Linked DNA regions of Homo sapiens: regions 1 and 2 are each linked to region 3. The links are chromatin contacts, found by Hi-C or POLR2A ChIA-PET in ENCODE. All regions are on one chromosome and are shown on one strand. Each heading gives the region's core, a stretch centred on a gene start or an enhancer-like site at or near the end of the contact. The rest is flanking DNA. Distances are from core to core; before and after follow the strand shown.

Evidence for each region. Hi-C counts contacts between places; a loop is a spot of excess contacts on that map. ChIA-PET counts read pairs that join two places held with the same protein, here RNA polymerase II (POLR2A). Pooled maps may share reads with other maps.
Region 1: a loop to region 3 is called in a pooled map, with 6 times the contacts of the local background. The contact joins two enhancer-like sites. A Hi-C loop is called at or near these places in 3 of 168 maps with a recorded cell type or tissue (breast epithelium, heart left ventricle and right cardiac atrium), 5 of 37 single-sample maps with no recorded cell type and 10 of 50 pooled maps.
Region 2: a loop to region 3 is called in a pooled map, with 12 times the contacts of the local background. The contact joins two enhancer-like sites. A Hi-C loop is called at or near these places in 3 of 37 single-sample maps with no recorded cell type and 11 of 50 pooled maps. POLR2A ChIA-PET finds 5 or more read pairs at or near these places in 1 of 52 experiments (activated CD4-positive, alpha-beta T cell).

The regions. Positions count from the first base shown.
Region 1 is chr2:128,512,387-128,515,493 of GRCh38, reverse strand. All of the region lies in intron 1 of LOC105373611 (a long non-coding RNA gene), which reads right to left. Among named protein-coding and RNA genes, the nearest start is that of HS6ST1, 200 kb to the right of the region's middle. Within about 2 kb of position 1,678, at least 3 of the 41 ENCODE cell types and tissues checked have a DNase peak (open chromatin) inside an H3K27ac peak, as active enhancers do.
Region 2 is chr2:128,535,602-128,538,856 of GRCh38, reverse strand. The region is part of intron 1 of LOC105373611 (a long non-coding RNA gene); the gene reads right to left. Among named protein-coding and RNA genes, the nearest start is that of HS6ST1, 220 kb to the right of the region's middle. RefSeq lists enhancers at 760-1,556, 1,557-2,353. Within about 2 kb of position 1,541, at least 3 of the 41 ENCODE cell types and tissues checked have a DNase peak (open chromatin) inside an H3K27ac peak, as active enhancers do.
Region 3 is chr2:128,472,207-128,475,246 of GRCh38, reverse strand. The region is part of intron 1 of LOC105373611 (a long non-coding RNA gene); the gene reads right to left. Among named protein-coding and RNA genes, the nearest start is that of HS6ST1, 150 kb to the right of the region's middle. RefSeq lists a silencer at 2,084-2,173. Within about 2 kb of position 1,611, at least 10 of the 41 ENCODE cell types and tissues checked have a DNase peak (open chromatin) inside an H3K27ac peak, as active enhancers do.

The DNA of each region.
Region 1 (3,107 bases), core at 429-2,928, 40 kb before region 3:
TCCCTCGTGACCTAATCTCACCCAGAGGCCCCACTCCTAATGCCAACAACTTGGGGCTTAGGGTTATTCAACACATGAATTTCGGGAGGATACAAGCCTTCAGTCCATGGCACAGGGGTTGTTAGAAAAAGTTATAACCGGCCGGGAGCGTCGGCTCACACCTGTAATCCCAACACTTTGGGAGGCGGAAGCGGGCAAATCACGAGGTCAGGAGTTCGAGACCAGCCTGGCCAACACGGTGAAACCCTGTCTCTACTAAAAATACAAAAATTAGCTGGGTGTTGTGGTGGGTGCCTGTAATCCCAGCTACTCGGGATGCTGAGGCAGGCGACTCACTTGAATGAGGGAGACGAGGCTGCAGTGAGCCAAGATCTCACCACTGCACTCCAGCCTGGCAACAGAGCAAGACTCCATCTCACAAAAAAGAAAAAGAAAAAGTTATAACCTCTGGGTGTCAAATGTGCTTAGAAGGCCCCTGGGACTCAGGGTATGTTTGAAAGGTGGAACCAGCAGGTGAAAACTGACTACAAGTGTGAGGACGGGGTATGTTGGGGTGCCTGGGCTGGCACCGGCTGTGGGAGGAGCAGACGTGGCTGGGCATGGGCAGGGAGCAGGAGTCAGGTGTTCAGGAATGTTCCATTTGTGATACCTGCTGGACATCCCTGCTGAGCTCTCAAGTGGACAGTCAGGTAACCAGGCCGAGGGCCCAGGGAGAGGTCGAGGCTGAAGGGCAGAACCTGGGAAGCATCGATAATTACGTGGACTGGAATACAAGGAGACTGACTGCCTGGCGGCACCTCAAACAAATAACAAAATCACAGGCACAGCTCTTCAACGCGGCCACAGGCATCGGAGAAGCAGCTCCCCCGGGACTGGGCAGCAGTGGGTCCCTAGCTGGTCTGAGGGCCCAGCAAGGTGAGACTGACGTGAGCCAGCCAAGCAGGGGTGGAGGTGGGAGACACAGGGGGTGTCTTGAGAGCACAGTAAGCAGTGCCGTGTCTGATGTGGGATTTTACCATCAGGCCTCAGGAGAAGATTGAAGAGTTCTAAGTAGGAAAGTGACGTGATCCGATTTGAGTTTTGAAAAGATCACATAAACCCTGCTTTGTGGAGAGGGGATTAGAGAAGCAAAGTAATCTATTCAGGTGAGAAATGACACATGGGGACCAGGGCAATGTCAGCAGAGATGGAAAAAGCTGGTAGAGCCGAGAAACCAGAGGCAGGTGACCCACACAGGAGATGAGTATGGAAGGAGGGGACTGGGCTGAGAAGAAATCCTGGGTGTGGGGTGCCCTGTGCTGAGACAGGGAAGGCAAGGGAAGGGAAGGGCACCATTTAGTTTAGACATAACTCACCCCAAGAGGAAGTGGGGCCCAGTCCCACTCTGCAGGGCTCCTTGCTAGAGGAAATGAAACTCGGTCATTCATTCAACAACGGGGAACTTAGAACTCACTGGCAGTGGGCACTTGGCCAGGTCCTGGGTCCGATCCATAATAGTGAGCAAAACAAAGTCCCTGCACTTAAGGGAGCTTACATCTCATGGGGGACCCAGGCAATAAGTAGGGAGACGTGGACAGATTGGGGGTACATGTGAAAGCAGAACCAGTGGGACTTGCTGATGAGCTGGATGCAGAGAGTGAGGGAATAAGAGGAAGCAGGACAATTTCTAAGATTCATCATTGAGAAACTGGGTGGACAGAGGTGGCTCACACAGACTTGAGAAAGACTGGGAGAGAACAGATTTCAAGGGAAAAATTAGTGATTAAGTTTGGGGCACGTCAAGTTTGAGAGATTTCTTGGACATCCAAGTCATGGGATCAGGTAGTACCTGAGCTCCTTGGAGGGCCTGGCACACACAGGCCACAGTGCTGGAGGTCACGTGATGGATGGGCTGGCCGGGGAGATAAGACGAGGGCCCACAGAGTTCGGGAACCTTGGGAAGATGGAACAAGTCTCACCGAGTCTGAGAAGGAAGGGGTAAGCCACACAGAATGGGGTCACAAAGGCCTTAGGAAGGCTACGTGTGTCGTCACCCAGGGTGATGCTGCTGAGGGAGTGGGGAGTGTGGATTTGACAATGTGAGGGTTCAAGGCCAGGGTCATCGGTAGAATGGCTTGGGAGGAAGGCCATGGAGCAGGATGCAAGACAAAGAAGTGGTGAGGAATTAGAGACCACGCCAAAAGCAGCTCTCGTAATGTGACTTACACAAGGGATGATCATAAAACCAATAGAGAGGCATTTTCATTTTCACAATTCAACTTTCAGTCCATGCCAGATGTTGCTGCTTAGAAAGAGGATACCCAAGAGAGGAGCCCAGTGCAGGGCAGGGATGTTGAGTGTGGCCTCAGGACCCATCTTTCTTCAGGGCTGGGGCTTCTTTTGGGGTCGCCCTTGGCTAAACACCAGCGTGATTGGAAACTTGGAAACCCAGGGCATCTTCACACCCAGTGAGGGCCTGCCAGCCCTGAGTGTGGCTCCACTGCCCCTCCCTGAGCTGGGCTCTGCTCACAGCTCACTGGCTCTCACCCAGCTATTTGTGCATCCATTTGTTTAAAAATTCTTGCTGAATCCAAGGATTCAGGCCTGAATTAGACCTCATTCTTGCCCAGGAGGACAGATAAGGAGGCAAAGAAGAACATGATAAGCTTTGGGGTGGCGGGGGCATGAGGCTGCAGCGACAGGGGAGAGCCTGTGCCAGTCCTGTCTGGAGCAGATGGGCTGGGAGCTCCTCAGGGGGAGGCGACTCAAGTGCCAGCCCTTAACAGCCAAAGGCAGTCATCCCAGTAAAGAGGGCAGTGGATCCCAGGGCTTAGCAGGTGGCAGAGGAGAAATGCCTTGGTTGGGGGCCAAGCTGGCCCTGGGTCTGGATTACGCATTTTTCACTTTTCCATGTGTTTCTCTCAGTAGTCCTGGGAGGTTAAGAGAACCTGAATTATTCACTGTGATTAGCAAATGATTAAACCGAGGCCCAGGGCCGGCCTCACCACCATCTCAGGCAGAGGCACAGGATTGGGAGCCATGCTTACAAGTGCTTACCAGCACTGGGCTCTTTACACACACGGCCTTCTTTGCTCTTCTGGCTTCTTGCAGGAGGTATCTCTGTGGGA
Region 2 (3,255 bases), core at 292-2,791, 64 kb before region 3:
TTACATCTAATAGTTTTAATTATATATATAAACTACAATCTTAACTCTTGGCAACCGTAATTTCTGGTGAAAAACCAAGAAAGTAAGTAATTTTAATTGTTATGTATCAGGTACAGAGCCCAGGACAGAGGACAGAGCTGTGAAGACAATGCCTGCAGGACCTGATCCCTCCCAGCATGACTGGGAGGCAGAAGCCAGCAAGATGTGTTGGGCTTGGCTCTGCCCCACAGCTGGTGGCCTAGACACTGTGAACATCCATGAGACTTCAGTTCTCACCACGGCCACCTCCTAGACCGCAGAATCTAAAGGCTCAACACCAAAGATGTAAGCTCACAGTAAGATGTGCACAAGACTCCAAGGAAGCCCAGCCACCTGCCCTCACAGCTTTAGCTTACAGAAAAATCACACAAGCATCAAAAGTATCACAGAAGCAACAGTTTTATGACCTTAAAACATCTAGCAGAGACAGTATGTATTTGTTCGCCAGTAGACTTGGTCAAAAAAAATGTCTAAAATTCTGAAGACATTTCTATTTTGTTTTACCAACAATTTTTAAGCTAGCTTTATTTACCAAAGATTGCTAAAGTCATGTAAACTTGAAAGCATTTGGGCACGCAATTTGTGAGTACTCATGCACTTATAAGTCAATTTGGTACCACACAGACAACATACGCACAGACATGTACACATGTAAACATAAAAACAGAGATAGGCACAAAAATTTTACAGCTTGGACTTTAAAATTTTAGCCATGAGACAAGTAAAACTCACTAGTTTAAAAGGACACTTGGATTAAACTGTGCCTCTGTAAATGGAACAAATTAAAGTTTATCTGTCCCACATGGCTGAAGCCCTTACTGGTTTTGGAGAAAACAGGGTAGCAAATTAACATCTTGAAACACAGAGAAAGAATTTACATTTTCAAGAAGGGTTTTGGTTTTGTCAGAGAAAGATTAAGAAGAAATCCCACAGTAACACAAAACCATAGGAATTCACCACAGGATTGACAAGGAGCCCAATTTTATTTAGATAGGTAGCTTCTAATTTGGTCTTTGTTTTCCAACTGGGCCACTGAGCTCAGGGCAGAGCTCATTAATGAACAGAGCCCACAAAGCATTTGTAGCTTCCAGGGCCTAATACTTACAGATGTGAAAAGCAGGCCCAGCTGAAAGGCAGAGCATCTAGATCTTCAGAAATCAAGGATCCCACTTTTACATTGAATCCCATTTTCCGCAAATGAGGAAAACGTGATGGGACCAGGCCCTGCAACACTTTCTTAGAGCGCCTCACTACAAGACATTCGCCAGAGACTGCTGGGCAATCCAACAGCAACCAGCCCCCTCTGCCATCAGCCCAGCCCCCATGGGAATCCTATCCCTCGGTGGTGGGTGTTCCCACCACGTGCAAGTATCCAAACCACACTTTTCTTATCTAAACACACAAAGAAACGAGTCATCCCTGAAATAAATACACTCATTGCAACTGCTGCGGCCACCTCCAAAGCTGCAGCTCTCACATCTGACTCACCAGCCGTCACACACACAAAGGTCACCTTCCCTCTCACAGTACAATGGAACCCCTGGTGCCTACAAAGCCAAAGAGATCGGGTAACTCAATGCAAAAGAGAGCAGAGTTTCAGCCCTGAGAGGGGCATACCCGCTACTCTTGGGACTCCACAAGGAAAGTAAAAGGCCTCACAAAGGGGCTGTGGTGCCTTTTCCTGTGTTCCTCAAGAGGGCCCAGGGCTGTTGGAAGTCTCCTCTAGATTTCTTCACGTGGTATCTAACATGGCAAAAGGAAGGAGGAGCAGAAATGGAAGGAAAAACAAGTCCTAGAGGAGCGGAGCCAATTTGGGGAGATTTTAAGGTTTCTAAAAGACCAATGTTGGGAGGCGAAGACGGGCAAATCACCTAAGGTCAGGGGTTCAAGACCAGCCTGGCCAACATGGTGAAACCCTGTCTCTACTAAAAATACAAAAATTAACTGGGCATGGTGGTGGGCACCTGTAATCCCAGCTACTTGGGAGGCTGAGGCAGGAGAATCGCTGGAACCCGGGAGGTGGAGGTTGCAGTGAGCCAAGATCGTGCCACTGCCCTCCAGCCTGGGCGACAAGGGCGAGACTCTGTCTCAAAATAAATAAATAAAATAAAAAGCCAATGAAGTTTTACATTTTCGTCAGCAAAAATCATGCCAACAAGAAAGGAAGCAAACAGAGGGACCAGACATATTTGAAAAGCGGATTCTGTCAACTAAAAAACAATTCCCAGAAACAGTATCCAAAAGAGAAAAGGAAGACAGGAAAAAATTATAGTTTGAAAATCAGCTTTTAATTAAGCCTACTCTGACCATACAGCTCATTAAAAAATCCTTTCAAATCTCTTATTACCAGATTTCACTCAGGGCAATCAGAAAGTAGGCTTTCTATTCATTTGTCTGGTTCTAAAACCTGCATTTTCCCATTGTGTGTGCAAATATATTAATTTAGAAATTTCAAAAGACCCCCAATTTGGCCATTGCTACTTGGGATGATCTTGAGTTGTGTAAGTCCAAGGTGGAGCTCCACGGGTGTTATACACAAATACAGCGGGTATTTCCGAGGGCCGGGGGATGATCCTTAAGGGAAAGCTCAGCTTTGACAATCAGTTTCCCACCATTTTAGAAATTCCCTTTCAAAAGTGACCAAGGCTGGAACGATGTAGTAGGCTGAAGTGTGCTGCTCTGTGAGTGCCATTCCTCAAAGAGTCATCAGTGAGTCATGACTCATTCTTTTGTTTTTTGTTTTTGAGACAGAGTCTTGCTCTCTCTCCAGGCTGGAGTGCAGTGGTGCGATCTCAGCTCACTGCAACTTCTGCCTCCCGCGTTCAAGCAATTCTCCTGCCTCAGCCTCCTGAGCAGCTAGGACTATAGGCACATGCTACCATGCCCAACTAATTTTTTTGTATTTTTAGTAGAGATGGGGTCTCACCGTGTTAGCCAGGATGGATTCACTCTTTTACATGTCTCGGAATCTCTCATCACTTTTCGGCAGCAGAGCACTCAAGGTGCCAGGTGACCAGCCCTTATGTGCACCTTCTGGCTAAGCCAAAAATCCCTGCAGATATTTTTCTTGAAGGGAGGTCCTATAAGGCTGCTACGTATCATGGACGAACATTTCAACACCTCCATAAAGTCTCTAGTCACCTAGAGTCCCCAGTCGGTATGGAGGGAGGGAGTGTCTCTTAACTTTTGGGTGGGAGAACTCACTTACATGTTCTT
Region 3 (3,040 bases), core at 362-2,861:
CACAGTCAGCCTGCTCCATGGCCGGCCCCCACTCCTCATGGGGTTGAGCCCAGGTTGAGTCCCGAATGCTGTCAGCTCACAGAGCTCTCATGTCCAGGGCGCACTCCTGTCCTCAAGGATCCCCTCTGCTGGGAGAAGATGGGGTGCTGGGGCACACAGAGTAAGGGCCCAGCAGAACAGTATGGAGGCTAAAGTAACACCATCTTGGGTTAGTGCACTATGTTGACTTCTGGTTAACTCTGCTTCTGGGAATGCCCCTGAGATTTCCAGTTTATCTATTGTTCCTTGTGTGAGAGCAGGCACTTACCCTAAATCCTGCCCTTAGATCAGATTCCTGCCCATTCCTTCTAAAGCACGTACACCCTTTCCTGTGGTATAGAAGCCCTGGTCCTGGGGTAACAGTGCAGAGATCTTCCTGTCTTGCGGCCACCCAAGACCACGCTTCTGTCTGTACATTCCCCAGTAAAACCAACCTCTAACAACAAGTTGGCCTTGTCTGCCTCCTTCTGTGGTTTCTCCGCTCCTCCTGCCTTTGGGGGTCTCTTTGCATACACAGTTCATTCGGGAAACACACTGCAGAGACACACACATACAAGCTCAGAGCACTCAGAAGAGGTCTCCCCTGCAGCCCTGGCACTCAGCTCTGCCACACGGAGCTGGGAGGGACCAGGGAAGGGACAAACAGGACCCCTCAGCTTCCCAGGGCATGTGGGGGGTGGGGTTGGCACAGACCCAAGGGGAGAGAATCTGAGAGGAACCTGGGGCCAGAGTATTTGGAGTGTTCTTTGGTCTGGGTTCATGTCCAACCCCTCGCTTAGAACTCCCACAGGAACATGTTGTCATCCTTCAGAGTTGCCCACTGGACTCAGAATGAAGCCTGTACCACAAGGCAAGGCCACTGGTCCCCTCACAACCCCACTGCTGCTTTTGTTTTAATTGAATGACCACTGCGCTGACAGTGTGCACCTACTGCTCAGGCCAAGACAAGCACCTACAAAGGGGGGGTGCCCCAGCGCCCCATCCTGTCCTGGCAGAGGGTATCCTTGAGGACAGGAGTGCACCCTGGACATGAGAGCTCTGTGAGCTGACAGCATTTGGGACTCAACCTGGGCTCAAACCCCTGAGGAGCAGGGGCAGGCCACAGAGCAGGCTGAGGGGGCTGGAGGACGGGGCTGAGCCAGGGACCATGTGGGCATCTTGGAGGCCACTTTTTCTGCTGGGCCCTCACTCCTTAATGGCGCCCCCTCCAGCTGGCATGGCCTGGAGAGCTTGGTGAGGGAGGATGTGATAGTCCCTCCCGGAAGACATCCAGATGGTGTGGTAATCACTCATCCAAAGGCCCGCTCTGCACCAAGCAGAGTGCCCAGGTACTGGCTGCCCTGAGCACAGCCAGCCTCTTTGCATGGAACCAAGCCAACTTTTCGTCAGGCTATTTCAGGGTGGTGCAGATGCAGAGGTGATACTCCTGGCTGGACCCCCAAGCCCTGTCTCCCTGAGTACAAACACACAAGAACCCATGTGCGCTCCTGACTGAGCATGGGCGGTGTGACGGGAAGGAATGTTCTCCACGCCCCATGGGCCCCGTCTTTGGTGTAGCCCTTTGCCAAGATGACAGCGACGGGAGCAGTGAGACCGAGCATTCCACACAGACAAATTTAAAGCAATCCGCAAAATCTGGTTTGGATTCGCTCTAACACAAATGTCAGTGGAAGTCAGCAGCTCTGCTTTCAGGAAACCCAATCATCTGTCACAGGGAGTTTGCGTGGTTAAGAAAGACGCCTCTTTCCCCTGTCTTGCACCACATCATTAATCTCCTGGAACGGCTGGGGACCCGAGAGCACCATCAGCGGAAAATGTGAGCATGTGACGGAGTGTGCACTGCTCACTCACAGACCCCTCACAGATAGACATCAGCCTCAGAAGGAGGACTGGGAGGCCCAGGGGCCGCCACAGGAAGGAGGGAGGGCCACGCGCTGCAGAAAGCGATCTGATAGCTCACTGTCGGTTCAACTGAAACTCATCACCAGCGGCAGAGAGGGCAGATCTTCCTGTGAACCACAGGGTGGGGTGCTCACAGCTCCCACCCCCACCCCCACCCCCACCCTGGGTCCTGCGGGGATGGAAGGAGGGAAGCGGGAAGGAGGGGAGGAGGAAGGGAGAGGTAGCCCAGCCTACAGCCAGGGGCCCTCAGACTCTTGCAAACATCGCTGCACTGTGAGGCCAACAGCTCAGAGCTGTAGGGAAGTTCAGAGATAATTTGTGGCAAAAACGTGTTCAATTTTGTCAGAAAGAAACAGAACAGAGGGAAATGACCTTGCAGGCTTCTCACGCACACATTAGCCACAGCCTTGGCAGTGGGATTCAGGACTCTCAGCAACACCTTCTGGCATGGACAGAGTCAAAATGCCAATTCTCCACCCAGAGGCCAGCACAGATATTCATTAAGCATTGCTGGTGTGTAAGAGTCCATGCCTCCGGGTGCAGTGGCTCACACCTGTAATCCCAGCACTTTGGGAGGCCAAGGCAGGCAGATCACGAGGTCAGGAGTTCGAGACCAGCAGGGCCAACATGGTGAAACCCCATCTCTACTAAAAATACAAAAATTAGCTGGGCGTGTTAGTCCGTAGTCCCAGCTACTCAGAAGGCTGAGGCAGAAGAATTGCTTGAACCCAGGAGGCGGAGATTGCAGTGAGCCAAGATCACGCCACTGCACTCCAACCTGGGCAACACAGCGAGACTCTCAAAAACAACAACAAAAGAGTCCATGGTAGGTGCCCTGCCAGATCACAGGTGACAAATCATCGCATAAATAGTGATTTCATCTAAATTGTGGTAAAAAGCATGTAGAGCTGAGAGACCATAAAATCAGGGCACCTAATTTAGCCTGGGGCTGGGCAGCAGGGAGAACTTCCCTAAGGAGGTGACACTTCAGCAGAGCCTTGAAGTGTTTGTCAAACAAAAAAAATGGGCAAAGAGTGTTCCAAGGAAGAGGGTCCCTCCCCTGCCCCTCCCTTACTTCTCTAAGCAAGCTGTTTGCTCC